Regions from separate parts of the Mus musculus genome. Here all the other regions are linked to region 2. A link is a loop called in an ENCODE intact Hi-C map of the cell type or tissue named here. Cell type or tissue: left cerebral cortex. All regions are shown on one strand. Links, peaks and the distances in the headings refer to the core of each region. The heading gives the core; the rest is flanking DNA.

What was found. Hi-C counts contacts between places; a loop is a spot of excess contacts. Peaks named below come from ENCODE experiments on the same cell type or tissue, not always from the same donor. Only the 100,000 strongest peaks of a DNase experiment are listed, where the experiment ranks them.
Region 1: it touches region 2 in a loop (2.3-fold over the local background); 2 of 42 quality-filtered maps call a loop at or near these places.
Region 3: it touches region 2 in a loop (2.3-fold over the local background); 11 of 42 quality-filtered maps call a loop at or near these places.
Region 4: it touches region 2 in a loop (2.1-fold over the local background); 21 of 42 quality-filtered maps call a loop at or near these places.

Annotation. Positions count from the first base shown.
Region 1 is chr4:129,511,195-129,518,848 of GRCm38, forward strand. It overlaps Marcksl1 (MARCKS-like 1), which reads left to right and starts at 2,387. Exons shown (of 2, transcript NM_010807.4): 1 at 2,387-2,722; 2 at 3,523-4,787. The coding sequence starts at 2,636. The coding sequence ends at 4,038. Hdac1 (histone deacetylase 1) reads right to left here. Exons shown (of 14, transcript NM_008228.2): 9 at 7,637-7,654; 10 at 6,819-6,927; 11 at 6,599-6,729; 12 at 6,162-6,314; 13 at 5,706-5,754; 14 at 4,910-5,442. The coding sequence ends at 5,415. In left cerebral cortex, for the core only: a CTCF peak has its summit at 3,376 (motif pointing left); DNase peaks (open chromatin) are centred at 2,350, 3,373 and 3,758; H3K4me3 peaks cover 1,320 bases; H3K27ac peaks cover 1,348 bases.
Region 2 is chr4:129,605,209-129,612,862 of GRCm38, forward strand. It overlaps Tmem234 (transmembrane protein 234), which reads left to right. Exons shown (of 5, transcript NM_029748.3): 4 at 1,879-1,971; 5 at 2,248-3,321. The coding sequence ends at 2,342. It overlaps Dcdc2b (doublecortin domain containing 2b), which reads right to left. Exons shown (of 7, transcript NM_001195730.2): 2 at 5,701-5,877; 3 at 5,123-5,269; 4 at 5,008-5,047; 5 at 4,407-4,533; 6 at 3,874-3,977; 7 at 2,722-3,140. The coding sequence ends at 3,123. Among named protein-coding and RNA genes, the nearest start is that of Dcdc2b, 5.2 kb to the right of the region's middle. In left cerebral cortex, for the core only: a CTCF peak has its summit at 3,642 (motif pointing left); DNase peaks (open chromatin) are centred at 3,170, 3,621, 4,002 and 4,207; H3K27ac peaks cover 828 bases.
Region 3 is chr4:129,497,148-129,504,801 of GRCm38, forward strand. No RefSeq gene overlaps it. Among named protein-coding and RNA genes, the nearest start is that of Fam229a, 9.8 kb to the left of the region's middle. In left cerebral cortex, for the core only: no CTCF peak of the experiment used is centred there; DNase peaks (open chromatin) are centred at 3,708, 5,901 and 6,405; H3K4me3 peaks cover 1,249 bases; H3K27ac peaks cover 985 bases.
Region 4 is chr4:129,539,732-129,547,385 of GRCm38, forward strand. Hdac1 (histone deacetylase 1) reads right to left here and starts at 2,915. Exons shown (of 14, transcript NM_008228.2): 1 at 2,850-2,915. The coding sequence starts at 2,898. In left cerebral cortex, for the core only: a CTCF peak has its summit at 3,218; DNase peaks (open chromatin) are centred at 2,297 and 3,040; H3K4me3 peaks cover 1,640 bases; H3K27ac peaks cover 951 bases.

The sequences.
Region 1 (7,654 bases), core at 815-5,814, 95 kb before region 2:
CTCAGCCTCATATACACTCAGCCCAGTTCCCAGCATACACTCACCAACAGTTACCAACATGCCGTTTCCAGGAAGGCCAAGAATTCACCCTGGAAGTCTCCAAGAGTCACCAGCTGTCACCAAAGCTCTCTAACAAAGATCAAAGATGCAGACTCACAAAACATACAGTAACAAATGTACCTACGTAGGGTCTCTCTCTCTCTTTCTCTCTCTCTCCCTCTTTCACACACACACAAAATCACAAAGTCACACAATCACAAAGCCATAAGAAGAAGTCACACACAGCAAACAGACACACAGTTGCAGACAGGCTCAGCGTCCCGGAACAATGGGTACATTGTCCGGGTTGGCAGCAGCTGGGAGAAAAGAGCCGCAGTGTGGGGGCTGCTGTACTCTGCCTCCACAGCCCCAGCAAGCTTCCCTTTCCCAGAGGTCAGATGCTGCTAGGACCTAGATTTGCTGAGACCCTGGCACCCCCACCTCAGCCTCCAGGGATGTTCAGGGAAGATGTAGAACCTTCCCTGGGACCCAGGCTCTTAGGGGCTCTAGAGCCTCGGGGTCTTTAGCCCTGGTGTTCTTCCCTCCTGGAATCTTCCCAGAGACTTGTCTCTGTCCCCACCAGGCAGTGCCTGGAGAACAGGAGCCTTGAGATCTCCTCCTAACCTCTGACCTCAACCCCCCTCCCCAAGGACTCACACACACACTCCATCTGAGTCCTGCTAGCTAGTACAGGCAGCGCCTGGCAGCACTGTGGGTCTCTTATTGTGGCTGAGACAGAGAGCAGGTCAGAACAACCATCCCTTAGTGGTAACAGGTAGAGAGAGCTGCTGTTCTGTGAGTGACCTGCAGTGGGAACACTGTGACCTTCCCTGTCCCCAAATAATTCTCTTCTTGCTTCTCACCCTCATCTGACAGCCCCATTTCTCAATAGGAAATTCCTAAGGGTTTTTTTTTTTTTTTCACCCTATGCTGCTACCGGTAGCTGCTGTTTTCTTGGGACACGTCACTTTCCTCTTCTGAGCTGGGGGTGAAATGAGAAGACAGTCCTGTAGCATCAGAGTCAGGGTGGGAATGGGCACAGGAGTAAACACAGAATGTGGACACCACCTCATCCCGCTATGGTCACATCTGTGTGCAGTTCCCTGATTTCTCAGGCCCTGGGGTTGTTTGCACCTTACAGCTTCTGGTCTCCCAGGAGGCCTCTCCTAGGACAGAGGGACATATTGGTTGAGCTGTTCAGGACATCAGCCTTTCTTTCACAACCTTCGGCTTCCTCTAGCCTGAAGCCTTTCCTATTGGGGGACAAGAGGAAGTAGCTGTACACATCGGAAAACATATATAGGCTCAGCCAAGGACTCTGGGATTCTAACTGGCCTACCTGGTCCAAAGAAGGAAACAGAGAAGGACCAGGTCTTCAAACAGGGTAGGTTTGGGGGTTTATCCCTAATAGTGTGCCACAGTTGTGGAAGAAATCCAAACGATTCCTGTCACATTCAGGAAGGGGTATTTGGAGTCTGTTGAGCCTCCCTGGCTTTATGGTACCTACCTATATGTGGAAGTCTCAGTGTATGGTCACAGACTCGAGGGGAGGGAAGCCAGGCCTAAGTCAGGTATACTTAAACATCTCTGCGCCCCAGGCTCTTTGCTTACAAAGGGGGATGAAGATGCAATGCCTTCTGGTCAAAGACACACACACACAAACACACACACACACACACACACACACACACACACACACACACACGCACACACACACACACGGCAGTGGGGAGACAGAGAGAGACAGAGACAGAGACCTGGTGATGGATTTAGGTTGTGAGGAGTAAGAGCTGCCACCAACAGACTGAGAAAACCGACTTGTTGGATCTCCATTTTGACCTGAGTTAGGTCAGCCCCCCAGGGTGGCCGCACAGCACATAGACTGACAGGGACGTGGGTGGGACTTGAATTCTGGCCTGAGGGGGCGCCGAACTCAGGGTATGTGTGTGTGTGTGGGTGTGTGTTTGTGTCCGGGCGCGTGAGTTTTGGACAAATTTCTAGAGTGTAACTCAGCACCAGCCGTCTGACGAGTCTGGACATGTGAGCCCTTCCAAGAGTTCAAGGAGCCAGTGTAGAACCAGGGACTGGGGGCCTCTCCACTGTGAAGTATGAGTTAGGCTGAAAGTGGGCTGGGGATGACTGAGTGCTTCTTCATCGACGGCCTCCTCCCAGTCCATCTCCCGGACCGACCGGGAACCTCTCTCATTTCCACACTGAACCCTACTTGCCCCTGGTCGTCCCAAGTGATGGGGGAACCAGACAGCTTGGCACTGCCCACTGCACGAGAGGAACCCGGGCCCGACCCCGCCTCCACCCCGGATTGGGTGCTCATTTAAATGTCCGGCCCCGCCCCGAGCCTCGGGCGCGTACATATAGGCGGCTCGGCGGGCGGCGGGCGGCATTCTGGCGCGGAGCGCAGCAGCAGTGGGCGCAGCTAGCGGGTCGGCTGCGGAGCGGGGGTGCAGTGCGCTTTGCCCCCCGTACCCCTCCCCCTCGGACGCAGCCCCACCCCTCTGCCCGCCGGGCCGTCCCAGCCGAACTATCCCCTGCGGCGCCAGCGCGGGGCGGCTCCGGGCGCCCCCAGCAGACCCCCATCATGGGCAGCCAGAGCTCTAAGGCTCCCCGGGGCGACGTGACCGCCGAGGAGGCAGCGGGCGCTTCCCCCGCGAAGGCCAACGGACAGGTGAGTGCGCTCGGAGCGGCGGATCCCGGCCCCCAGCCCGCCGGCCTCGCCCCCTCTGGGGCCCAGGGCCGGGGCCGCGCGCTTTGTCCGGCCCGGGACACGCGGCGCCCCCTCCCCCGCCCGGTCCCTTTGTTCTCGGCGCCGCAGCCCCCGCGGGCGAACGAGGGGAGGGGCGGGAGGGGGCGCCGGCCGGGCTCGTCGCCTTCTTTGTTCGCGCCCGGCCCGCGGGCGCTGCCCCCAGGCCGCCCCGAAGGCCGCGCGGGAACAAAGGCGCTGCTAGGCCGCACCAAGGGGGCGTCTAGGGCCGTGGGGATGGTACTCGGCGCCCAGGGCGCCCCATCTGGAGCCCCGATCCCGGCAGCCCGCGGTGGCTTTTGAAGCGGTGGGGAGCAGAGATGCGGGGAGACTCTGGGGTGGGTGGGGGCTGATCACACAAAGCGCAAGCCTGGGAAAATAGGCCGTCCAGGTGCGGGGAGGCAGCGCCCCAGGGCTGCTTCCCGCCCAGTAGTGCTGGGCAAGGCTGGCCCGCCGGCGAAGGATCCAGGCCCGGTGAGGTTCCGCGCGGAAAATAGAGAGCGCGCCCCGCGGGAGGGGGGTGGGGGCCCGAACCCCAGCGCCTCCTGCTGGCTGCGCTCGTCCCTGCGCGCCTGTGAGGGGTGAGGGTGATGTTGGATGGGAGTGAGGCCAAAGCCAGACTTGGTTGCCTTTGGATGTCGGCGGTGGCCTGCGAGGGGCCAGAAGCGGGCTGGGGGAGGGGAAGAAGGGCCCGGGCCCTCACTGCTGTCCCCTCTGCCCCGCAGGAGAATGGCCACGTGAGAAGCAATGGAGACTTAACCCCCAAGGGTGAAGGGGAGTCACCACCCGTGAACGGAACAGATGAGGCAGCTGGGGCTACTGGTGATGCCATCGAGCCAGCGCCCCCTAGCCAGGAAGCTGAGGCCAAGGGGGAGGTCGCCCCCAAGGAGACCCCCAAGAAGAAGAAGAAATTCTCTTTCAAGAAGCCTTTCAAATTGAGTGGCCTGTCCTTCAAGAGAAATCGGAAGGAGGGTGGGGGTGATTCCTCAGCCTCCTCGCCAACAGAGGAAGAGCAGGAGCAGGGCGAGATGAGCGCCTGCAGCGACGAGGGCACTGCCCAAGAAGGGAAGGCCGCTGCCACCCCTGAGAGCCAAGAGCCCCAGGCCAAGGGGGCAGAGGCTAGTGCTGCCTCCAAGGAAGGAGACACAGAAGAGGAGGCAGGGCCCCAGGCTGCAGAGCCATCCACTCCCTCGGGCCCAGAGAGTGGCCCCACACCTGCCAGTGCTGAGCAGAATGAGTAGGGGTGGGGACAGGTGGGTGATCTCTAAGCTGCAAAAACTGTGCTGTCCTTGTGAGGTCACTGCCTGGACCTTGTGCCCTGGCTGCCTTCCTGTGCCCAGAAAGGAAGGGGCTTGTTGCCCCCTCCCAGCCACGCTCCCTTTTCGCCCTCCTGTGGATTCTCCCATCAGCCATTTGGTCTTACTCTTAAGGCCAGTTGAAGATGGTCCCTTACGGTTTCCCAAGTTAGGTTAGTGATGTGAGATGCCCTGTCCCTACCTCTTTCCCGAGCCCCATCCCTGCAGAAGGCAATTGCTGGGTTTCCAATTCTTTTCCAAGTTCGTTTTGTTTATCCTGCTTCTCAACCCCCTGAGCCAGAAGTGGGGGCTTATACTCCCAAACCCTGAGTGTCCAGCCTTTCCCCTGTTGAATTCTTAGTCTCTTGTGCTGTGCCTAGTGGCACCTGGGCTGGGGAGGACATTGCCCCATCTGGGTTTTTATAAATGTCTTACTCAAGTTCAAACCTCCAGCTTGTGAAATCAACCATGTCTCTGACTTGATAAGCAAGTGTTAGGCTTCAGGAGGGAGGGAGGTCTGTAATGTGAAACAACTTCTTGTTGTCTTTTTTTTTCCCCCTCCCATTGTTGTAAATAACTTTTAATGGCCAAACCCCAGATTTGTACTTTTTTTTTTTCTAACTGCTAAAACCATTCTTCCACCCGGATTTACTGTAACATTTGGAAAAGGAATAAATGTCGTCCCTTTAGTGATGTTTCATTGAGTGGTCTTCTGGGGTGTGGGTAAGAGGACTGCACCGACCTGGAGGACAAAGGCAGGTAGGTCTGCAAGTGACGCCCCACAAGAGACGGGGAAGAACTTAAACCAACCAGGGCCGAGGGTATAGAAATGAGCTGTTTTATTACAAAGAGTTTCACAAAATGAAAATATCTCAAAAAGGAAGCTAGGCTATCAACCTCCACCTACAGAATTGGGGGAAGACAGGCAATATAAGTTTTTTTGTTTGCCCAAGATGGGTGGGAAGGTATAAACAGAACCAATCTAAAAATGGCTGCTATTACCCAAGCCTGAAAAGGGGTCCTAGGAGACCCAGACCCCTCCTAAAAAGTTTAACAGGGGCATCTTAGCAGAGCTCCTAAGCAGGCACTTGGCAGTTCAGGATTTTTCTCTTCTGGTTGTTTTCTTTCCACGCAAATGGGGGGAGGGGGGTGGCAGGATGGACAAGGTCGCTCTGGGAAGAGCCCTCCTAGCACCACTGCCCTGTGCTCTGGTCCCTGGGGACGTTATAGTTAATATATTTTATATAAATACACAGAGGAATAGAAAATATAAAATCTGAGAAGTGAGGAACTTGGGGAGAAGATGGGGCTGCAGACCTTGCTCAGGCCAACTTGACCTCTTCTTTGACCCTGCAGAGAGAACAGACAGGCATGAGAAAACTCATGCTAGTGGCCCTGAAGCACAAACATGGCTATAGTGACTTCCATAGACCCTGGCTGCCCAGGTGACTGCTGGGAACTGGGCAGAGACATACAGACTCCACCCTTAAAGAGGCCTCTCTCTGTAGGCTGGACCAGCAGCTGTCCCTGCTCTTCCTTCCCTCTCACAGAGGTAGGACACAGAAGGTGATGATGCTCTAGTGCTACAGAGAGCCACCAGCCCCTTTCCTCACCCTTTGGCTTCTGGCTTCTCCTCCTTGGTTTTCTCTTCTTCTGTGACTTCTAGAAAATAAGAGAACAGGTATGCTTGAAGGCTTCTCAGGTAGTCGGACTCCTCTATCCTGAAACCCCTTCTTCAATACCACAGTTCACTGGTTATAGAAAAATGAGAAAAGCCTATCCCAGGTCCTCTGGTGAGGTTGGCTGAAAACAGGTCAGACCGGTTTCCCAGCCTGTTTCAGCAAGAACACAGGCAGAGGCAGCCCCCTGGGAAACTGGGAAAAGGGCTTGGGTGGTATGTGAGCCAGGGTCAGTCAGCCAGCAGAGACCAAGAGTGTCACTGTCACTGTTCTGTGGTTCTCACCACCTCTAGGAGCCACTGAAAGACTCAAGACTCAAACCTCCAGTTTAAGCTCCAAAGGAGCTGGCTGGGTCTGGGTCAGCTCCTTCCTGATCTAATCCAAACTCACCTTTTTTCTCTTCAGGATCTTTCTCTTTCTCATCCTCTGTTTTAACTCTTTTGGCTTTTTTGAAGTTAGAAGAGTTCTTGCGACCACCTTCTCCCTCCTCATCTGAGTCCGAGAACTCTTCCTCACAGGCAATGCGTTTGTCAGAGGAGCAGACTGGGAGGCAGCAGAGAGAGAAACATTGGTATGAGAGCAAGGGGCCCAGTGCCTTCCTGCCACAGATACTGAGTGGCAGAGTACCTGCCTGGATGAGAAGACCCCGGGTTCCATCCCCAGCACCCCTCATCAAGACACCAAGGAAAGCTACCAAGCCGGGTGGAGGCAAGGGGTCTCAAAACAAATGTTTGCACACAGCTGGGCAGCTTGGAGATGGGAAAAGGAGGAAGGGAAGTGCAGAGCTCCCTACTAAGCAGGGGACAGGCCCCTGGAGCTAGTCTTACTGGAGATGCGTTTGTCAGGGTCCTCCTCATCTTCATCCCCACTCTCTTCGGGGATGGCATCCTCAGGGATGGCCTGCATCTGGACCCCAGGGGCATGGGGCAGCATCCTCAAGTTCTCAAAGAGACGCTGCCTACAGGAGAGAGGGTGGATGGGCTGTAGTAGTCAGAGACAAGTCAGAAACTGGCCTGTTAAACTGAGACAACTTGGCAGCACACTCACTTGATCTTCTCCAGGTACTCGTTAGTGTTCTGGTTGGTCATGTTGGAAGGGCTGATGTGAAGCTTGAAATCCGGTCCAAAGTATTCAAAGTAGTCGTTGTAGGGCAGCTCTGCGGGCAACGGGAGAGAACAGTGAAGATAAAGACACGGCCACCACCGGGCCCATGGAAACGCATAGAAAGCTTGCTTTCTCTGGGTCTGCTTACCCACTTAAAAAAAGAGAAGACAGAACAAACTAGGACACATACAAAGTTTTAATCTGTTCTGCTTTGTCTTTTTGAGATAAAGTCTTTCTGCGGCCAAGAGCTTTCTTCTTCTTCTTTTTTTTTTTTTTTCCGGTTTTCCAAGACAGGGTTTCTCTGTGTAGCCCTGGCTGGCTTTGAACTCAGAAATCCGCCTGCCTCTGCCTCCCAAGTGCTGGGATTGAAGGTGTGCACCACCACGCTCGGCTCCGAGCTTCCTTATTAAAGGCTGGGGTTACACTTAGGACCTACTGATGTCTATAACACCATTCTCCAGTGTCCACACCAGTGGGGTATGTGTCACTAGGGGGAGAAGGACCCAAGCCCGCAGTGCAGAACACTAAGCACTCTGCATTCACTGTAAATCAAACATCTGAATGACTGACAATGTCCTGACCAACACCATGGGGAGAACACAAGACTACGGAAAAACTGAGGCTACGATTTGCCTGCCACAAGATAACAGGCAGGAACCTCGGTGGAAAGTATGAAAGGCTAGGGGCAAATGGAAAAGTTGTAAATGAAGGCAGGTGACATCCAGCCCCCACCCAGCCTAACCTGGCCCTGGAGCTAATACCATTAGGGATCTCTGTGT
Region 2 (7,654 bases), core at 1,360-6,359:
TTCATTTTATGTCTTTTCCTGAGAAAATTATGTCTGAGTCTTTCAAAAAGTCTTAAATGTACTTAAACTTCTGCTTTTAACTTTATCTGGCCGTATTGGAAGTCTTCCTTAGCCCTGGAGAAGTACAGGTGAGCCTCACAGATGAGAAGCTGGGATCCCAGATGAGGCCACCAGTCCAGGAGTCTGCTGGGGTGTCCACCCCCGAGCTAGCTCAGACGGTATGATTGGTGCCGCGTAAACCGAGACAACTGACAGACTCTGACTAGCCAGAAGAATAAGTTACAATATTCTTAGAGCTCTCTGATAATGTGGTTTAAAAATAGGGCATCACATAGGTTATACTTCTGGAGGACTAGAATTTCATAAACAAGACTGACTAAACTTTTTCTACTTTATAACGTAGATGGTGAAACAATATAATAAAAGAAGTTAGGTGTTAGTATTTGCTATTCATGGAAAGACCAGTTCAGACATTTTCTGTTTAGCTTTAAATGTTTAATGCTTTAAAACTTTAAACACGGGCTGGTGAGATGGCTCAGTGGGTAAGAGCACCCGACTGCTCTTCCGAAGGTTGGAAGTTCAAATCCCAGCAACCACATGGTGGCTCACAACCACCCGTAATGAGATCAGATGCCCTCTTCTGGTGCATCTGAAGATAGCTACAGTGTACTTTACATATAATAAATAAATAAATAAATAAATAAATAAATAAATAAATAAATAAATAAAAAAAACTTTAAACACTTCCAGCCTAAAGCAGGCTGTCATATAAGAAACGTTTGCTTTGAGGCATTCTTTAGATTCTTTAAATCGGAGTTATAGGGCCAAGAACAGTAAAATCTGTTCTGTTTGTATTTTCTTCTCTCTCTCTCTTTTTTTTTTTCGAGACAGGGTTTCTCTGTGTAGCCCTGGCTGTCCTGGAACTCACTTTGTAGACCAGGCTGGCCTCGAACTCAGAAATCTGCCTGCCTCTGCCTCCCAAGTGCTGGGATTAAAGCCGTGCGTCACCACTGCCCGGCAACTGTTTGTATTTTCTAGTTGTGACTGAACCTGTTACCCTGGACATGTAATGAAAAACTCAAACACATAATCCGTACTTCCTGGTTAATCAGTGTCTGTCTGTGTTCTGTGAAGCCTGTGTAAAGAAAGAAGGTCCTAAGTCAGAGCTGAGGCTCCCAAGCACCTTGTCTGACTCGTTCTCTCCCCAAGACTCCTGGTTTCCTGTACAGGCCACTGTCCGACCTTTCCCAACCTCCACACAAGTGCTGGGGTGAGCCAGACACAGATCTCTGCGCTTAGCAGGCTCTTTACTGACCAAGTGTGTCCCCAGTATGCGTCCCATACTTTTTAGTATTCCTGCTATGTGGCCCAGGCTGACCTCAAACTTGATCTTCCTGCCTCAGCCTCCTTGTGGCTGGGATTGTAGCTCTGTTTCTCAGCATCTGCTTCATGTGTCATAGTTTTATTTCTTTTCCAGATAGAATGTTGCTATGTAGCCCAGCTGTCCGGGAACTCCTGAGGAAAACAGGCTGGCCTGAACTCGGAGATCGGCCTGCTTCTGCTTCCAGAGTGATTGAATTAAAAATGTGTCTTTTTTTGCCAGGCGTGGTGGTGCACGCCTTTAATCCCAGCACTTGGGAGGCAGAGGCAGGCGGATTTCTGAGTTCGAGGCCAGCCTGGTCTACAGAGTGAGTTCCAGGACAGCCAGGGCTACAGAGAAACCCTGGAAAACCAAAAACCAAAACCAAAACAAAAATGTGTCACTGTGACTATCTTGTGGTGACCAACTGTGATGAAGAGGAGAGGGAAGAGGGCATGCTGCAAATATTTTATCCTGAGAAAGACATTCTAGGAATTTTTCTTGTTCTAATTGCTCAGATCTGACGTTAGCTGTGCCCATCTGCAACTCTCTGGCCATCGTCTTTACACTGATTGTTGGGAAGGTCCTTGGAGAAGATATTGGTGGGAAAGGTAAGTTGGGTGGCTGCACGTCAGGGCATGGTTGCTTGGGCCTTGGCATACATGAACATTTTCCCGATTCTGACTCCCATGGGTGGTGAGGAGAGGCCTTCCCTCACGTTGCCCTTTGTTCTACCACAGCTCTCCTGCTTGCTTGTGGCCCGCAGTCTCCTTTCCCTGAGCAATCTGGGGGCAGGGGCTGGGATGAGAACCAGGACCAGGGGTCACCATCTTGTCTTCTTCCTTGGCCCCACTGACCCCAACCCCTTGACGGGTTCTTTATCGCAGAAGCAGTGGCTGGCATGGTGCTCACCATCACAGGGATCACCGTGTGCATCACAAGCTCGGTGAGCAAGACCCAGGGCCAACCGTCGCACTCCTGAGTGGGCCAACCCCGACCGTCAGCTCTGCTGTGCTCGGTGGATGCTGGGCCCAAGGTGTAGGCAGAATGATTGGCCAGCTGGCCTCTCTCATCTCTCAGATCATGTCTATCTCAGGGGCCACAATAAGAAACATACTCTCCATAGTGCCAAGGCTACACAGAAACCCTGCCTCAAAAAAACAAGCAAAGCCGGGCGTGGTGGCGCACGCCTTTAATCCCAGCACTTGGGAGGCAGAGGCAGGCGGATTTCTGAGTTCCAGGCCAGCCTGGTCTACAGAGTGAGTCCAGGACAGCCAGGGCTATACAGAGAACCCTGTCTCGAAAAACCAAAAAAAAAAAAAAACCCAAAACAAACAAACAAGACGAAGGGCAGCACTGGGAAGGTTTTGTAACCTTTAGTGGGTTCCACGGTTGAGATTTAGCACTGGAGCCAGGCATGGTGGTATACTCCATTAATCACTCAGGAGGCAGAGGCAGGTGGATCTCTGTGAGTTTGAGGTCAGCCTGGTCTACAAAGCAAGTTCCAGGACAGCCAGGGCTACACAGAGAAACCCTGTCTTGGAAAACCAAAAAGAAGAAAAGCATTAAAAGGATTTAGCACTGGAGACTGTACAGCCACCCTCAGCTGCCATCTTTGTCTTCCTGCTGCCACCTCAGGCAGCTGTTACTCAGCCTCCGTTACCTGCTGTAGACTGTCAGCATCCTCACACAGCGCCTCCATTACATGGAAAGGGCTGGCTGCAGTCTCAACCAGGAATGGCCAGAAGCCTCCACAGCTCCATTACAGTGCTTTGGCTGGCTGAAGGTGGGATTTGGGGACAGAAGTTACATCAGAATGTCAGATGGAAGAAAAACAAGCTGGCCCTGGGCAAAATGCTCAACTGTCAGCCCCGCAAGTAGACAGCTGTGTGCCGGACACCACCTAGCTGCAGCAAACATCTGGCCAGCAGCAGCTTTCAATAAATCTACAGCAAACAAAGCTTAGCAAATGTTTTATTTGTGTTGAGTATGCAGTGTCTCTGGCAGGATCACATGAGGAGGTAGCCTCCACAGAACCTGCCTGTGGGCCTGTGACTGAGGAGGCCACACCTACTGTGAGCCCAGGAGGCATGGCTTCTCCAGAACAGGTTGCTGAGGGCTGGGGACAGAGGTGGCTGGGAGTGGTTGTCCCCCAGTTTGTATCTGGAGCTCCCAGCTCTTAAGATGGAGGAGCATGGGCGGAGGTTGGGGCTACAGCTTCAGGCCCAGGCTGGTGTTGCGCAGACAAGGCCTCTTCTGCTGTCTCTGCTGCCCTCTGGTGGATGTGTGGAGACATACAGAGCTATGTGTGTGCCCAATTTGCATGGACTGCCAGAGGTCCCCAACCAGGAAAGGCGACTACTGGATATTTGAACGCCTCACAAGGGAAACAGGAAGCCAGGCTTTCAGATTTAGATCTGCTTAGCCACCAGGAAGACGAGCCTTGGAGCCCAGACTTTAGCTCAGATCTCTGCCCATCTTAAGGCTCCCTGGTGTCCATGTGATGGGCTTACCTGATCCACAGGCTCCTCTGTGCGTGTGTTCTCATCCTCATTCACTTCCTGAGCCCCAGCCGTCTCCTTCCTCGGGTATGGAGCCCCATACACTCCCGTAACTCCTAATAAAGAGGCAGCATTGGCCGATGCCCAGGCTGTAGGGCCCTCAGGCTCCTGTGCCTTCACCTGCTACACCAGTTGGTTCCCCGCAGCTGTGTCCACATTCGCCAACGCCTCGGAGGGTGACTGCCTGTGTGACGGTGGAAGGAGGGAACTGACTCCACAGAGTTGTCCTCTGACCTCTACATGGCCATGGCCTGCATGTGCCCATGTGCGTGTGTACACACAACAGTGAATACAGACGGAAATAGAAGCAAGGGACATGCAGGTAGAGGGGTGGCACATAGCTCTGCTGACTCATTCTGCTGCAGACATCTCCCAGCAGCAGCAAGGCCCATCCTCTCACGTCAGAGGGGGACTAATGTGAGAGCTTTCCTAGTTTGTGTAAGCACAGGTGCTGATGCAAAGGGCCAGCCCCAGGGCCCCCTCACCTGATGGAGATGAGAGAGCAGGGAGCTTGCTCCAGGGCTGCTGGGGCCTGGCATAGAAAGTGGATGGCCCAGTTTCCCCTGGCTCCTTTGGAAAAGGCTGGGCTGCTGAGGCCTTGTAGCCCTGGACCTATAGATGGGACACTGGGTTAGAGCTTCGTATGTTTTCATCTTTCTCACTTCCCAGTCTACGCTTCGGTGTGCCTTGCTGCCTGTGCAAGCTTGGGAGAGGCCGTGTGCCTTCTTCATAGCCTGCAGCCTGCCTGCCTTCATTCCTACCAGGCTGTCTATCCAGAAATAGTTGAATTGACGCTGGCATTCAGAGATGCCCAGTGAAACCAGGCTGCTTTCTACTCTTGGGCCACATATGCACTGGCTCATCTGGAGGAACAGAGGCCTGGAACAGGGCCGTGAGTGGAAGGTTGGGCCCTGCTCTGCCCAGTAGCCAGTTCCAACACCCAGCCTCGTGAGGAGGCCTTTTTGCCTAGGCTTGAGAACTTGAGTTCCCACCCCAAGGAAGGGGGGAGGGATGGAATCCTGGCTTTTCAGGCTTGCTGAGCAGGTGCATGGGGTGTGGTGTGCGGGTGTTCCGGTTGACACCTACCCTCTTCCTGTGGGCTTTGTACTTCAGGCCTGGAGGACACCTGCAGTGAAGGGGAGGTTAGAGGTGGGTCAGAGGGCACTCACTTCCTGTGATCCTCCACCTCAGACAAACCTACCAGCAGCCCCTGGACAGAGAGGGGCTGGGCACCAGCAGCTCCATATAGGGCAGGGCCTTGAATTCTTCTTCTCCAACAGCCACGTAGTAATGGCCGTTCACCAGAGCAGTCCCTGTGGACAGTGGAAGCCCCTCGAGGGTGCAGAGTCTGTGAGGAGAGGTAACAAGAAAGAGCTGGTGGGTGAAAGGCAACTTCCTACCCAGTAGGCACTGTGCTCCAGCAGAGGACCTGAGTCTGGTCCTCCAGGCAACAGTCAACATAGGCTCTGCCCTGACTAGAAGGGCTGGGTTAGGAAACGCAGCTGTCCTGGGTCATGGGACTTGACATGGACATAGCTGTCCTCAGGGGCATAGGAGGAAGGCCTGCTGGACAGCACACACCCTCCCCAGGAGCAGACACACACAGTGGCGTTCCTTAGGGTGCATTCTCCCTTGTTCCATACTCGTGTACAGCCCCCCCTCACCCCCCACCCCGTGCTCACTGTGTACAGCCCCCCCTGCTCACTGTGTACAGCCCCCCCCCCATGTTCACTTGTGTACAGCCCCACCGTGTAACATTGCCCCTTGTCCTATACTCACTTGTGTACAGCCCCACTCTGTAACGTAACCTTCTCACTGAGCAGCTTCAACACCGTGTCCCAGTCCTGGATGGCAGTCTGGGACAGCTTTAGACTAAAGGGGGGACTTAGCAGGTCCCCGTTCCTGAACACACTGAGACAGAGAACAGCCAAGTAAGGGGAAGGATCCCCGAGACTCCTGTGTGAAAGGGGTGCAAGAACCAAATGGTCCAAGAACCATTCTCATGTTGGGTTTTTAATCTTTCTATTGGAATTGGAGCTCCTGAAAAAAGAGCCTACTCCTACTTTCTTGGCCTCAGGGAGGCACAAGTCTACACCCCCCATCACCCCCCTGCTCTCTGAGGTTGGCACTCACTGGATGTAGCAGGGGGCGTCTGCTGGCAACCACTGTCCAAAGACCCCATCACATGGGCGCTGAGACACAGGAGGCTCCTGAAACCAAGTCAGCTCTTCAAGTCAGAAGTTCAGGACTTTGGTTGAGACTGGGTGGTTCTAAACATGGGCTGAGCAGGCAGGACCCAAACTTGTGCAGGAGAGTAGTGAGCAGGGATGAGTCTGGTCACACCTTTCTGACAGGAGCATCTGTGCTTCCTGGGTCACATAACTCCTGTCTTCTGCCCTTGTGTCTTACCATTTACTTATTCCTTTGGGGACCATGGCCTGGAGATTACGTAAAAGACTGGGACTGAGCCAGGGATAGTGTCCTCAAGTCCCACAACCCAGGACAGCAGCAGGTTCTAGAGTGAGTGTGATGTGCCCCCTGAAATCACAACTCTTGCTGCTTCCAGAACCCTGTTCAAAATTCGAGCAGTCCCAGGGATGGGACGAGAGAGGCTACAGACAGTGGCCCCCCAGACTTACATGTTGTTGCCTAGTCTTTCCACCTGGGTGTTTCATTCCAGGAGGCAAATAGCTGAAAGGACAGATAGGTCCTAGGTCACCTTAAGAAAGTGTAAACCTTTGCCATCCAGGTTTATACCCATCAAAGCCAAGACTCTATCATCATCATGGCTGCTCTGCGGAGTCTATTCTGCAGGCTGACCTTTCCCTTGACAACTTTGCAATGGGTATGGTGGCATATGCCTTTAATTCTAGCACTCCTTTGACTAGGCATTGGTGGCACACACCTTTAACCTCAGATCTGGGAGGCAGAGGCAGGTGGATCTTTGTGTTCAAGGGCAGCCTGGTCTATGGAGTGAGAATTAGGACAGCCAAGGTTATATAGATAAGAACCTGTCTCAAAACAAAAACAGTCCTAGCACTCCAGAGGCAGTGGCAGGGGGATCTCTGAGCTTGAGAGCCGCCTGATCTACCTAGTGAGATCCAGGCTAGCCAGAGTTAGAAAGTGAGACTGAGATGGGAGGGTGGAATTTCCCCAGGTTAGCCTCTACTCTGAGTGTAGTGGAAGATGATCTTCAACTTCGGACCCTCCTACCTCTGTGTACCATGTGCGAGGATTATGGGCCTACAGTAGTTATTAGCCTGCCTCCAGATTCTTTCATTTGACCTCCTGCCCACCCGCCACAGCAAACAGTCATCTCTTCATACTTCTTCCTGGTACAGCTAAACATCTGACTCTCCCTTAGGCTGGGACTGTCCTCTGCAGGGTGAGGCAATCTTCCAGTAGCTTCCCAGCATCCTAAGCATCCCTCCTCACTGGAGCACTTTCTTTTTTTTTAAAGAAAGAATTATTATTATACATAAGTACACTGTAGCTGTCTTTAGATGTGCCAGAAGAGGGCATCAGATCTCATTACAGATCCACCATGTGGTTGCTGGGATTTGAACTCAGGACCTTCAGAAAAACAAACGGTGCTCTTAATCACTGAGCCATCTCACCAGCCCGAGCACTCTCTTTTTGAACCAGGAATGTAGATATCTGAGCCTGACTTAGGGTCTCTGAGTACCGAGTAAGGCTGTAAATTCAGGTGGACTTTAGGTACACCACGGTTGGA
Region 3 (7,654 bases), core at 1,579-6,578, 110 kb before region 2:
ACCCCAGCAGCCATCCAAACTCCTCAGGCAGCCCTCGAAGCACTGCCAGCTTCCTTCCTGCTTGGTTTTTCCAGTCTCCAGCCCCAGAGGAATCACTTCTCCTTAAATCTCTTCAGTGGTTTAAGCACATCAGATACCAGGCAGTTCCTCACAAAGCAATCTTCCTTTTGTTGTTGTTGTTGTTTCGAGGCAGGGTTTCTCTGTGTAGCCCTGGCTGTCCTGGAACTCACTCTGTAGACCAGGCTGGCCTTGAACTCAGAAATCTGCCTGCCTCTGCCTCCCAAGTGCTGGGATTAAAGGCGTGTGAGGCTGTGCCCAGCCTGCTTTGTGCTACTTTTTCGGTTTAGCTCCCTACCTTTAACACAAGTTCCTTAGGGGTGGAATGGCTTCTCTCGGATTCCCACTTACTCCTCAGGTCTCCGCCAGTCTTTCCCTCTCAGGAAAGGCTACCCTGACCACCACCTCTTTCTTGCTCTGTTTAGCCCATGTCTGTGTACTCACTGAGGTATGGGGCTCTGCTATGTTCACCCTAACATTGCTGGGGCCTGGAGCTGGAGGGTGCCTAAGTCTGTGGACTAGACTAGCTAATGACTAGCAAGCAAGGCCCTGTTAGACTGGCAGAGGGACTAACACAACTAAATGGCCTGACTAGGGGTCAGAAATTACTTACACAGGAAAGCACGTCGTGGAGGTGGGAAACGACCAGGCACTAGAATTGTGTGTGAATTTAGTGCTGAAGAGACTGTAGGAGAGGAGAGGGGTGGGGGACAGTAACTGGGTAGAGGGGTAGAAAAGACACACTGGGTGCACACGTGCTTTGGAAGAACAATCCTGGCTGCCCTACTGGGACAGTCATGTAGGAGGATGAAGGATGTCGGCAGAGATAGGAGACTGTTGGGGGCCCCTCCCATCAGGTAACAGACCCTTGGGCCAAGTGGAAGCTTGCACAAGAGAAAGCTAGAGATGCCAGTCTTTCTAGTTGCTTGACGATGAAAATGTAGAGCCAAGCCATGGGGTGGTGGCATATCCTAGTAGCCCAGGAGGCACAGGCAGACAGACGGCTGAGTTCAAGGCCAGACTGATCTACAGAGCAAGTTCCAGAACAGCCAGGGTTATATAGGGAAACCCTATCCGGGAAAAACAAAAACCAACCAAGCAAACAGAAAATAGTCATGTGTATATACTTTTAACCCTCAGATTCTGTCGATAGATAGATAGATAGATAGATAGATAGATAGATAGATAGATAGATAGATAGATAGATGGATGGATGGATGGATGGATGGATGGATGGATGGATGGATATCAGTCACCTGTACTTTATACAGTTCATTTAAGATGCTGGGCTGGGGAGGTGGCTCAGCAGTTCAGAGCACTAAATGCTCTTCCAGAGGACCCACATTTAATCTCCAGGACCCACTCAGCAGTCGAAGTTTACAGGGCACCCAATATCCTCTTCTGGTCTCCATGGGCACCAGGCAAACAGTGGAGCACAGATATACATGCAGGTAAAACACTATATACATTTGATATAAATGAATAATAATAGCAATAATAAAAAGACCCAAGTTTAGACTTCTGGTTCAAGCAAGTATTTCTAAGGGAGGCCATAACTGGGAGATCATAACTGGTGCGATGCCGGAGTGTGACTGTTGTGGTCACACCACCCTGGAAGCCTCCGGGAGTCAGGTAGGGGGGTGGGCAGAGACCAGCTCTCTGACACACACTGAAGGCATGGGAACCCAGGCTTGCCCAGGAATGTTACTAAGACAAAAGCTAGTAAGATAGCAAGAAAAGGAGCCCAGAGTGTCCCCCAAAACAAGGGGAGGGCCCCAAAGTATCTCAAGTGGGAGGGAGGTTCTCACTGTGTGAGTGTCCAGTCAGCCACCGCTGTGGGGTCAAGTCAGATAAAGACTCCAGGCATCCCTCGGATTTAGCAACAAGGAGGTCAGCGATGGCCTTCAGGAGCAGTTCCCAGGGAATGGTCTGGGAGGAAACCAGATTGCAGCAGGGGCTGAGGGGAAGTGCAACAGCCAAGAATGTTGACCTGACTGGGAGCTAGAGAAAGGAGGGGCCAAGGAAGGTTTTCTGTTCCCTCAGAGAGAAGCAGGACCAGAGCCTGTTTGCTGATGGGAAGGAGCCATCTTGGAGAGGCTCAACCAAGGAACAAAGAAGGAACTGGGAGAGGGAGGCAGTCCAAGGAGAGAAAAGCGATCCCTAAATCTGGCTATGCAATTGGGGTGAGGGGAGGGCAAGTCGGGACCTGTGCTGGACTCTGGGGGCTCAGAGGAGCTGCCCACTCTCCTCTGAAGCCTGCGTGAGTCACAAGGGGTTAAATAGTCCATATTGGCGGTGTGCAGAAGGGAGCTAGGCCCGGACAGTCCTCAGAATCTCCGGATCAGGAAGCCAGACCCAGCCTGAGCTCAGAGTCCTAAGCGCAGTGCTTCAACCAGGTCAAGGGCACACAGACTTGTTCTAGCCTTTGTCTTCTGCTATCCCTCCCCAAACCTCAGTGCATTCTTCAGAAAAAAGAGTGAATTAGAACAGATGGAGGGTTTGGGGTCCCCACCCCCACCCCAAGACAGGGTTTTCCTGTGTAGCCCTGGCTCTCCTGGAACTCACTCTGTAGACCAGGCTGGCCTCGAACTTAAAGATCCGCCTGCCTCTGCCCCTGAGTGCCGGCATTAAAGGCGTGTGCCATCACGGGCCGGCAGATGAGAGAAATTTGAAACTTAGAATGGTACAGAAGGGAATTATCATGGAGTCTCTCTGTTCTTCAGCGTCGGATGTGTTTGGAACTATACGGTCGGAGAAGGCCTCTGAGATGTGGGCCCCTGTAAACACAATGACAGGGTTGTGGGAATAGAGGCTGAAGGCCTCTGCGTAGGTAGGGTGTGTGTGTCTTTCTTCAGGCTTTCCTGCTCTCAACTCCACCCTTCCTAAAGGCCGTGGGCCTAAGGGACTGAGGGCCTATCTTGGGGAAAGTTGAAGATTCTGGTGGGGGGTTGGGGTGGGGTGCCCACCAAAGATCAACCCTACCCTAACCCCCTCAGCCACCTGACCCGATGTCTCCAGCTAAAAGCAACGGGCCCGGGGGTACTACGGGCTTTCAGACCGCATGTATTAATTAAATAGTCCAACCCCGGGTCAAGAGGACTGGACATGAAGCTATTCATTGAGACTGCTCACTTCTTGGTGAACTTTTTTCTGTCCCAGTGAGCACTGAAGGAGAATGTCACTGGATAAAACACCTTGACCTGGCAGCAGGTCTCGAGGTTGGAGGAAGGTGCCCAGGTCCTTGGGAAGAGGCAAGTGGGGGTGGGGGAAGCCGGAGTTTCCAATTCCTCTCCGGGTGCCTATCTTTCTAGGTCGAACACAGCGACCTCAACCCATGGCGACTCCTTTCTCCCTTGTATCTCCCGAAGTGATCCATCCCGAAATGCCTGGACCAGAAGCTGTACTTGTAGGACTACCACCGCTGGGCCTCTTTGGAGCCCGCCTCTCGCGGAAGCCGGGGAGACTACTGAGCCCGCAGCGTCACCGCCTGCTGGGTAGTGCCTGTCGCTAGCCCGAGCGCAGGAAGCTGCTCTGTCCGGGCCACCGGCCTGGCGACCTGCTGACGGTGAAAGGACCAACGCTGGTTAAGGCACCCAGACTCAGAAGTGGTTCGGGCAACAGGAAGGGGCTCTAGGGGAAAGAAGGTGTGGCCAGAGGGAGAGGGGCGGGGTTCTCGATTGGGAGGCGGGCCCGGGTCCGGCGGAGCCCTGGAGGAAGTCCGGAGGTCTGGACGCGAGGCGGGACCCTCGGGGCGGGGGGCGGGGCCCGAGGGGGAGGGGAAGGACCTGCGGGGGATTCCAACCCTGTGGAAGGGCGTGGCTGGACCTGGGTACTTGTCCTCCCTCGGGTAAAGGGGCGTGGCGTGGACAGCCAGGTCCCCCCACCTTACTGCCCTGCACAGGGCCCTTCGGGTGGAAGCTCTAGTGGCCTGACACTAACTACCAGTTCCTAGCCTGAAGGAAGAAACTCGGTTTCTTCGCACCCATCCAAGCGGGAGTGAGGGGCGGAACTTGGGAGGAGCCATGGTGGGGGTTGGGGAAGGTCGTGGAGCCAGAAAAAGATCCAGCCTCTGGAGCGTTGACCTCCACTCCATGAGTTTTAAAAAGTAATTTCCTTTTTTTTTTTTTTTTTTTTTTGGAGGAGTAGGTGTGAGATGTAGCCTGTGTAGGGAGGTCGGAGAACAACCCGCGGGAATCATTTCTATCCTTCCGCCATTTGGGTGGTTTTGGGGATTGAATTTAAGTCGGAGGGCTTGTTAGCAAATGCCCTCTGAGCTATCTTGCCTGCCCACGAATGTATCTTTGTTTTTCTTTTCTTTTTTCTTTTTTCTTTTTGTATCTTTCTTTTTAAAGGTTGGCAAACATAGGTGAATTAGGATTACTGCCCCTGGGTAGGGGTGCTTTTCTCCTGAGGAAGCCTACAAGGGGAGTGTACTGTTTGGGTTGGGTTGTGAAAGGAGATTGGAATTTTCTGGGAAGGTATGAGGATGGGCATTGCAGAGAGAAAAAAACAGCATTTAAGGAAGCACAGAGGTGGGATACTACCAAGTCAAGGGTGGAGGAGAGATGGGAGATGCCTATTCACCAAAGAAGGAGCTCAAAACAGTTAACAGCCGGGCATGGTGGTGCACAACCTTTAATCCCAGCACTTGGGAGGCAGAGGCAGGTGGATTTCTGAGTTCGAGGCCAGCCTGGTCTACAGAGTGAGTTCCAGGACAGCCAGGGCTACAAAGAGAAACCCTTTCTGGGGGGTGGGGGGGGGGGACACGACACGACACGACGACACCACCACCAACAAAACAGTTAACAGGCTGGAGAGATGGCTCAGCAGCCTACAGTGTTTGCTGCTCTTCCAGAGAGCCTGAGTTTAGTTCACTATGCATGTTTGTGACTCTTCTGACCTCTGAGGGCATCTTCATTCCAGTAATATACACACAGACACACATATATGCAAGAGAGAGAGAGAGAGAATTGACTGGTAGCACAGGTCTTTAATCCCAAGAAGCAGCCCGGTCTACACAGCGAGTTCCAAGACTGCCAGGGCTACCCAGAGAGACTGTCTCCAAAAAAACTTAACATCAGCTTTGTCTGCAGCTGTTACCTAGGAAGGTCCCAGGACAAGAGTGACTCCAGCCCCAGGGGCTAGTGGGCAAGAAAAGAACAGCTCAGAGTTGGCTTAAAGGACTCTGACAGGGACAATCATCCTGCCTGTGCCTGTGTGCTTCCTATTTCTATATGGCTCTGAAGTGTGTGTGTCTGCCCTGCCTCTGAGCTCCATGTCAGTTTATTTATCAGCCCTGTTTTGGCAGCCTGCCGGGTTTGTTTGTTTGGTTTTTTTTTTTCCTCCACTGAGTTCTTGGGCATCACACCCGGTGAGAAGGGACAGTTGAGGTCCCTTTTCCCTGGAGCTTATACTCTGCTAAGAATAGGCCATAAAAATGCATCAGAGATAAGCAACGAGCTGTATTTGAGAACAGGGATGGGCCAGGTGCTGCTTCATATGGGATAGGCAGGGACCATCTTGCTCATACGTCTAGACAGTGCCTGACACACAGTGGACTCAGTAATGTTGAATCGGTTGATCAGGAAGCTCTGTCGGCTTGGAGACTAAGGGGATCAGCCCTTTCTACCCCCGAGGAAGTACTCAACATGGAGACGGCAGCATATGTCTGGTTGGTGACCCGTATCCTCTGGCTGAAGTACTGCTGTGACTCTACTCCTGTTTGCTGTGTTTGTGATCTCAGGAGATGTGCATTGGGTTTAAACAGGACCCAGGAGGGTCCCCCAGGATAACTGCCCAGGTGATTCACTGCAGCAAAAGACTGGTCTAAGCAGATGGACCTGGCTCTTCCCGGAAGTGCATCGGTCCAAGGACTTTGGCTGCTTTCCAGAATAGTAACATCCTGCAGGCCCTGAAGGAAGTCCTCAGTCCTGTCTAACCACAGCCTCTGCTGAGACGACCTCAGCCTTCCCAGTCCGGTTGCCTTGTGGGCAAAAGGGAGGAGATGGGCTGGCCTCAATGTAGCAGGGTTTGTCTAGACAGAAGGTTCTGGGAAGACCTGACAAGGGTGGGGAGTGGCGATTGCCTGAAAATTCCTCAGAAGAACACCTTAAAGGACAGAGACAGTTGATCGGTTAAGCATCCTGTGCATTCAAAGACGTCCCTATAAGGATGCAAACCCAACCCGGGCAGGGCCAGGGGGAAACAAGGACGGGGCTGAGCCGCTTTGGCCGCAGCCCAGAAGACCGAGACTTAGTTTCCTTTTGCACGAGTTTTCTCTTTAAGCATCAGATTCCATCTGTAGAAGGGAACCATCCGCACCTAAATTGTCCTCAGATGCGGAGCAGAGCCTGGGGCCCACAGACGCTAAATGACTCATCCAAAGACATCAGGGCAAAGACATTTGTGGCTGTTGGAGCTCAGGACACGTGGAATGTTCGGCCAAATTCCCTGTGCCTTGCAGCGTCAGAGGAATGTCACAGGTGTCTGTTTTCTAGGAATCTGGGGATACAGTCTTCGGTCTGTTTGTGTAATGATTCCAAGGCCCACCTGTGCCAAACCAAAGACAAGCAAAGGTGGCCTGGGAACCCCGCACGACCTGGTGTCCCCTATTATGAAGATTACCCCCCTTGCTTCTGGGGGCACTGAGTTTCTGCTCTTGGTGTCCCAGTTAAATAGCTTTGTTTCCCCAGAGCTGCTTCCTCTTGGTGTGTGTGTGTGTGTGTGTGTGTGTGCAGGGAGCTCTCAGTTCTTCCCAGTCATATATAACGTGTTGACTGCTACACCCCCATGGTCCTCCCCCTCCACCCCTGTCATCTGTGAACACCCAGCAGGGCAGACAGAACTCATGCCAAAAAAAAAAAAAAAAAAGGTAGAGAGAGACACAGGCCATCTGAGTGAAAGGTCTCTGGAGGATGACATCACTTGTTTGGGGGCATAGTTGGTCCACTGAAGGGTCAGGAAGGCTCCAGGGATCCCTTGAGCTGTGCTTCTTGATATCTGAGAAGACCCTGAGAGTAGGGGTTTGAGCACAGACCGAAGTATTTCAGGAAGGAGGGCATAGGGGAGAGAGGAGAGATTGGGCAGTTGTGAGCTTCAAGTCTCATCTCAGTCAGGGGCCACCAGACATACAACTAGGTTTGCCTGCTGGCCAAGGTCAGCTGAGGGTCAGAGCTGTGGAGAACACGGGGCTGGAGGGAACTGTAGGGGAGCCATGAACAAGTTTAAAGTAGAGAGGGTCCATGAAAGTAGGTTGGGTCCTGGCCTTCAGGCATCTGCCTGTGCTTGCTCATACAGAGTCTTCCAGGTCCTGTGTGATGCTGAGGCCAGCAGTGGGCCTACCCACACCTCCCCATCAAGGTATGGCTGAAAGTGCCCATGGCCAGAAGAAAGGAGTCTTAGGGTTGCCACTCTGATTGAGACACTCCGTGGGGGCCAGGTGTGGTTGACACATGCCTTTAATTCTAACACTCAGGAGACAGAGTGTCTGAGGCCAGCCTGGTCTAAATAGGTAAGTTCCAGGCTGGCCAAGGTTACATAGTGAGGCCCTGTCATAAATAAAAGGAAGGGGATGACACAGCAGCATCCAACTTCCTGA
Region 4 (7,654 bases), core at 1,255-6,254, 66 kb before region 2:
GCTGGAGGCCAGCCTGGTCTACAGAGTGAGTTCCAGGACAGCCAGGGCTACACAGAGAAACCCTGTCTCAAAAAACCAATCAATCAAAAAATTGCAAGCTAAAGTATCCTCTTCTCTCCAATCTAGCTTCCGCCCCAATCCCTCCCAGCACTTCCCCATTAGTGCAGGCTTTAGTCCCAGCAGGAAAACTAGGTGGCAGATCTCCTTGAGTTCACAGCTGCCTCGTCTAATAGACCAGTTCTAGGACAGTCTTTTGTGTGTGTGAAGTTTTGCCTGCATGTATGTCCAAGCACCACATTCCCATCTAGCACTTGAAGCGCGAAGAGGTCACTGGATTCCTTCCAACTGGAGTTACAAGTGGCTGTGGGGGGCCCTGGGAATTGAGCGCAGCATCTCAGTAGGAAATGCTCTAAACTGGTGTGTGTGTGTGGTATGGATGTACCCGTGAGTGCAGGGCGGTGTGGAAGCCAGAAGAGGGCGCTGGGTCCCTGTAGCTGGAGTCACAGGCATCTGTGAGCCTCCCAAGGTGGATGCTAGGAACTGAGCTTTGTCCTCTGCAAGGGCTGTACACACTACCAACTACTGAGCCATCTCTCAGGGCCCTGCTTTCTCCAGTTAACAAAGCAAGGAAAACCTCTGCAAGGAAGTATTAGGGCTGGCCTTTAATCCCAGCACCTGAGAGGCAGAGAAAGGAGGATCTCTGTGAGTCCAAGAACAATCTAGTGGTCTACAGCACCAGTTTCAGGACAGCCAGGGCTATACAGAGAAATCCTGTCTTGAAGAAAAAAAGAGAGAAAAGGAGGGGAAATTATGTAATTCTATTATAATCTCAAAAAAAATTATGGGGCTGGAGAGATGGCTCACCAGTTGGGAGCACATACTGATCTTCCAGAGGTCCTGGGTTCGTTTCCCAGCAACCACATGGTGGCTCACAACCATCTGTAATGAGATCTGGTGTGTCTAAAGACATCTACAGTGTGCTCACATACATAAAATAAATAATTCTTTAAAAAAATTATGCCTATTATACTACCCAATCTTTTAGGAAGTGGAGATAAGGAGACTTTTCTCCAAGAAATGTATTATCTACAAAAAACAAGAAGAAGAAAAAAAATTCCCAGCACTTGGTGGCCAGAGGCAGACGGATTTCTAAGTTTGAGGCCAGCCTGGTCTAGAGAGTAAGTTCCAGGACAGCCAGGGCTACGCAGAGAAACTGTCTCAAAAAACCAAAACCAAACCAAACCAAACCAAACAAACAAAAAGAACCGAAACAAAAAATGAGGCTGCTAGACAGTGGTGCACCCCTTTAATACTCAGGAGGCAGAGGCAGGGGGATCTCTCTGAGTTCAGAGGCCAGCCTAGTTGGTCTACAAAGCAACTTCCAGGACAGCTAGGGCTGTTAGAGACAGACCCTGCCTTAAAAACAAAACAGAACAGAAACAAGAAGACACCAGGCTTGGTGGCTCCGTCACCCCACAGCACTGGGAAAGACTGAAACAGGAATGTGGCTAACAGTTGAAAGACAGCATAGTGAAAGAGCAATCAGGACCACTGAACCTTCTTAGTCCACTTCTTCAGAATTAAAACAGGCCAGGGTTGTGGCACATGCCTTTAATCCTAGCACTCGGGAGGGGGGTAGGATAAATCTCTTCCAGTAGGAAGCAAACCTGGTCTACAAAGTGAGTTCCAGGCTAGCCAGGGTTACACAGAGGCCATTTCCAAAAAAAAAAAAAAAGTATCAACATAGCTCTTCACCCTCTACAACTGGAGTTATAACACCCTTTTCTAATCCAGCTAAAATTACTATCTGAATTATTTTATACCGACAATTACCAAAAAATATCTGTCTTCTAAATTTCAGATCTAAACAGCCAACCGCCTACTGGCTGGCTGGCTAGATGTCCCCTGAACAACTCAACTGCTATTCCCAAAACACAAATGCTGGACCAAGTGGTGTAAGCCTGGAGTCAAGAGTAAGAAGAAGGGGCTTAATCCAAGACCAGCTGAGTTACACTGTGAGACCCTTTCTCAGATAAAGGTGCTGTCCCCTCCCCCTGCTGTTGGCTCCACTTGCCAGGGCCTGGCTTGTAACTCCAGTTCTTGGGTCCTAAGCACTGACACACAACCTGCTCCTCTCAGGTTGGGCTGAGGCTCCTGCTGTGTTCTCCTCCACCCCACATTCCCTTGTCCCAGCGCTAACACCGAAAGATACCTGTGACATTGTCTAGCTCCCCCTTCAGACGGGAACTCAACACAGGAAATGTGCCTCGATGAGCCCTCCAGCCCCAACAGAAACACAACCCAGGACAGAGTAAGATGCTCGCGCTGGCTCAATGAAAAGTCGTTTTAACAAGTTTCATGCACCTCTCTTCTTGCATCCCCGGGGAGCCCCATTTCCCAACTAGCAACTGCAGGCCCTACTCATAGACTTGGGGGATGGAGTGGGGGAGGGGATGAGTGGCCAGTCCTGCAGAACTCACCAAAAGAAAGAAAGAAAAAGAGAGAGAGTGAATGGGGACAGTGAAAAACCTTTGTATTCTCAGCAGGGGAAGATATCCAGGCAAACCGTCTCCATCATATTCCGATCCCCGCCGCCACTTAGGCTTCCCTCCAGGAATCCCACTCCAACTTCAGGTCGGATTCCCCGAGAATCTCCGCCACCGGGATTACCGCAGACTACCCCTTCCACGACCCCCACCTCATCTCCGGCCTCAGCCTCGACTTCCTCTCTCCAACCTCCTCCTTCAGCCTCGACTTTCCCTCAGCCTCCCCGGGGCTTCAGCCTCCTCCCAGCCTCCTCCCCCAGCCTTTCCCCAACGCCCGGCCCGCGCCGCCCACCCGCAGCTCACCGTCGTAGTAGTAACAGACTTTCCTCTTGGTGCCCTGAGTCTGCGCCATCTTGCTCGCCGCCCGGCCCTCCCGTCAGTCTGTCCGCCCGCCCGCCCGCGGCTCCTTACGGCGTCCGACCAGGGGGAGGGGCCGGCCTCGAAGCCCCGCCCACCCCCGGGATCACCTATAGCCGCACAGCCCGGGCCTCACTCTAACCAATCGGCATGCGCGGGGTCGGGCCCGGAACTCGGCGGGGGGCAAGGGCAGCTTAGAGAAGCCACCGCGGGCCCCCTGGGCCTGTACCAAAGTCCGGCGCGGAGGGGTGGGGGAGACCGGGGGCCGTACCATCGAGTCCCGGGAGAGGGAGTCGGCTCCGTAAACTCTGCAGCCCGCTTCACAGTTGGGAGCGTGTGCAAAGATCAGAGGCCAACTTTCTCGTTTTACCGAGAATACGCCGAGGCTTCCCGGGGAAAGATGCTTGCGCAAGGTCACGCAGCTAAAAGACTAGGTTTGGTCTGGATTAGAACTGGAGAGAGAAATGAATGGCAAGGAACAGAAAGAAAATATCCAGAGGCCTACTGTAGTGGGGCAAGACCTTTATGTGCTCATAAGTTCTGACGGACTTTTCTTTTTTAATGTCAAAGCTCGTTTTCAGTTGGGCGTGGTTGCTATGTCTTTGATCCCAGCACTCAGGAGGCAGAGTCAGGAAGATCTCTGTAATCTGAGGCCAACTTGCTCTCCGTAGTGAAAGCATGTCTCAAAAAATAACAAAACAATTTTACAGGTAAAGCTGAAGAGCTTATTCAGTGTTACAAATTAAATTCCGTCTCCAATTGTACATATTTTTTTTAAAAAAAGACAAAATCCAATATGCCCGAGCACTGTGACAAAGTAACAGAACTTGGTGTTTAGTTTTTAATTTACTGGAGGGAGTGTTGGAGGGAGTGTTCCTATGTAATGGCTCTGGGTGGGGGCGGGGCGATCCATCCAGAAAATTTGGGTCAGGCATGGTGGCAGCAACCATCTCACCTACCCAGAACTTAATTTTTCTAAACTGAAAGCCTAAGTTGTTGTTTGGGGGGGACGTGGGGGTGGGGGGGCGGGGTTGTTTCTTCGTTTGTTTTTGCTTTTTTGTTTGTTTGTTTGTTTTTCAAGATAGGGTTTCTCTGTATAGCCCTGGCTGTCCTGGAACTCACTTTGTAGACCAGGCTGGGCTCGAACTCAGACATCTGCCTGCCTCTGCCTCCGGAGTGCTGTGATTAAAGGCATGCCCCACCACACCTGCCTTTTTTTTTTTTAAAGATTTATTTATTTATTTATTTATTTATTAAGTACACTGTAGCTGCCTTCAGACACACACCAGACCAGAAGGGCGTCAGATCTCCTTATTTCAACTGAGTCTTCGACTCAGAAATCTGCCTGCCTCTATCCCCAGAGTGGGTGGCATATGTCTTTAATCCCAACACTTGAGAGGCAGAGGCAGGCTGATTTCTAAATTTGAGGCCAGCCTGGTCTACACAGTGAGTTCCAGGACAGACGTGGCTATACAGAGAAACCGTGTCTGGGGGGTGGGGGGGGAACCAACAACAACAACAAAAAAAAAGACCTTCACCACTCCCCCACCCTCAAGCCATGCCAGCAAAATTTCTTAACCTTGAATTACTTACACTCTTTGTTGTAGGGGCTGTCTTCGGGCCTTTTAGATGTTAATTGACTGCTTGGCCTTCTTCTATACCAGTAGCAACACCCCACACACGCCCTTACTGTGACACCCAAAATTGTCCTTACACATTGACAAATGTCTGGGAGTGTCTAAATGGCAGAAAACCACCATCTCCCATGCTCCTACAAAACCTGAATCCGTCAATCTTCAAGTAGCCATTATTGATCCACCAAAAGGCTCTGTGCTGAGTTTTTTGTTTTTTGGGGTTTGTTTGTTTGTTTGTTTGTTTCCTACAACAGTTGGACATAGTAGCACACGAGTTTAATACCAGCACTGGACTGTAGATCTCTGTGAATGGAAGCCACCCTAGTCTACATAGTGAGTTCCAAGACAGCCAGAGCTACACAATGAAGCCCTGTTCTGAAAAGCTGGGATTGAGGCTTGCACCACAACCCCCAGCCCTTGTATGCTCAGCGTCACTCCCTTGGGAATTGCACAGGGCCTTTAGTGACAGGGAGGCTGTGTGATGGCAGAGGGCCAGGACACAGACTTCCATTTCTACACCCCTGCTACTCTTCTGGCTTTAGGTGGGTCTCCTCATCATTTCTAGGCCTCCTTTCCCATCTTTGCAGTGTAGACAGAAGAGGACTCCAAAGTTTCCCCACTCCATGGCTGTCCACAGTACCCACTATAGGACAGAATCATGGGTATTGAAGCATTTGTAAGATGTAGAGCAAGGGTTACAACCTCACATGCCCGCAGAGGCCAGGCACGTGGTATAAATGAATGAGTTTATATTCTTATGGCTCAGATATTGTTTGTTTGCTCATTTTAAAGCTTGGAGCTTTTAACTTCCTTACAGGAATATATGACCTCTTGCTTTTTTGATCAAACATACTGCCATCTCTGAGTTTAACTTTTTAAGCTCAGACTTTTTTTTTTAATTTTTGATTTTTTAAAAATTTTCTTTCTTTACTTTCCTCTTTATCCCAAGAACAGCAGCACCAAGTTTGGTGATAAATAGCTATTAACACTTGGCTTAGGATAGTAGTGGGTGGAAGGGACCCTGGCAGGGATGGAAAACTCATGTCACAACTAAACTGGATGGCCAGTACTTGCTCCACTAGGACAGACAAACCCAGGAAACCAAACCTCTCATTGTTGAAGAGACAGCCCAGATCTAGAGTTTTACATATAAAATCTTCCCAGTTTTAGAAATTAGCTAAGTGAATTCACTTATTTTTAAAATGCAGGTGAAAATACTGAACCCTGTTGGGCATGTCTGTAATCCTGGCGCTCAGGACCCAAATATAGGAAAGTCAGGAGTTCAGGGGAGCCAGGCCACAAAGCAAGAGCAAACAAACGAAGCCTTCTTGGACTGGAGGTGTCCCTAATGTCAAAACTGGTGGAGCGTTGGCTAAGCATACATAAGGCTTTATCCAAGGTTAAGGTTCTCCAACCTTAGCACAAAAATCTCTACCACTGGGGCTGGGGAGATGGTTCAGCGGTTAGGAGCACTGACTATTCTTCAAGAGGCCCTGAAGCCGGGTGGTGGTGGCACACGCCTTTAATCCCAGCACTTGGGAGGCAGAGGCAGATGGATTTCTGAGTTCAAGGCCAGCCAGTTCAAGGTCTAGAAAGTGAGTTCCAGGACAGCCAGAGCTATACAGAGAAACCCTGTCTCGAAAAACCAAAAAAAAAAAAAAAGAAAGAAAGAAAGAAAGAAAGAAAGAAAGGAAGGAAGGAAGGAAGGAAGGAAGGAAGAAAGAAAGAAAGAAAGAAAGAAAGAAAGAAAGAAAGAAAGAAAGAAAGAAAGAAAGAAAGAAAGAAAGAAAGAAAGAAAGAAAGGAAGAAAAAGAAAGAGAAAAAGAAAAAGAAAAAGAAAGAGAAAAAAAACTGATGGCCGCGTATAAAAGGGAGGTAACTCATTCACACTTACTGTTTAGGTGAAGTGAAGTTGGATCAGAGGGGTAAAGAATGCTGGCCTGGGCACTCGGGAGGCAGAAGCAGGCGGATTTCTGAGTTCGAGGCCAGCCTGGTCTACAAAGTGAGTTCCAGGACAGCCAGGGCTACACAGAGAAACCCTGTCTCAAAAAAAAAAAAAAAAAAAAAAAAAAAAAAAAAAAAGAATGCTGGCCTGAGCTTCTTTGGTAAAGGTCCTTGTCTTAAATTTGAGGATACGAGTTTGCTGCTCAAGACCCACAAGGTAGAAAGACAGGACTGACTCTCTAACGTTGTCCTCTGACTCTGGGGATATGCAGTTTTACACCAAGACTCCACCATGACATGCACGTCTGAGCACGCGCACACACACAAACACACACACATATATACACACTTTTGTAAAAAGGTCAGACTTTCATTTATCCCGACTCTCACCCCAACTCAGGGTTTCTCTCTTTATTTGTTTGTTTTTCGGGTGAAATGTCCTTTAGGAGTGCTGGGCCTTCCTAGCTCCGGGACATTAGGATAAGAGATCAGGCAGAAGTCAACAGAACAAAGAACGGTCCTTGCACTTACTTTAAAGGTAAGAGATGTCTGGCTTTAGATGGGAGGGGATCTCTGAGCTTGGGCCAGTAGCAGTGCTAGATTGGCTATAAAGCCATAAGCTAGGAAATAAATCCTGTTGTACCATCGTACAACATGCTAGGAGCATCTGAGAGAAAGTTCTAGATAGGACACAAGCTGTGACTCATCTGTTCTACAGGGCAGCAGCTGTGATCTAACCTTTTAGAGCATATATATGATCTTCACACACACACACACACACACACACACACACACACTTTAGTAGTAGACATGGTAGTTTAGACTGATGTCTCAGCTGTTAGGAGCACTTGCTGCTCGCACAGAAGACTGTTCCCAGCACCCCATGGTGGCACACAATTATCCCTAACTTCATTTCCAACATCTGCTTCCAAGGGCACTAGATACACACATGGTACTCACATACAGACTTGCAGGCAAAACATTTACAGATATAAAAATAAATCTACAAAGAGAGTTGACCTTATCTCAAGTGCTGTCTTTGTGTGACCACACAAACCATTTCTTTTTTTTTTTTTTTTTTTTTTTTTTTGGTTTTTCGAGACAGGGTTTCTCTGTATAGCCCTGGCTATCCTGGAACTTAATTTGTAGACCAGGCTGGCCTCGAACTCAGAA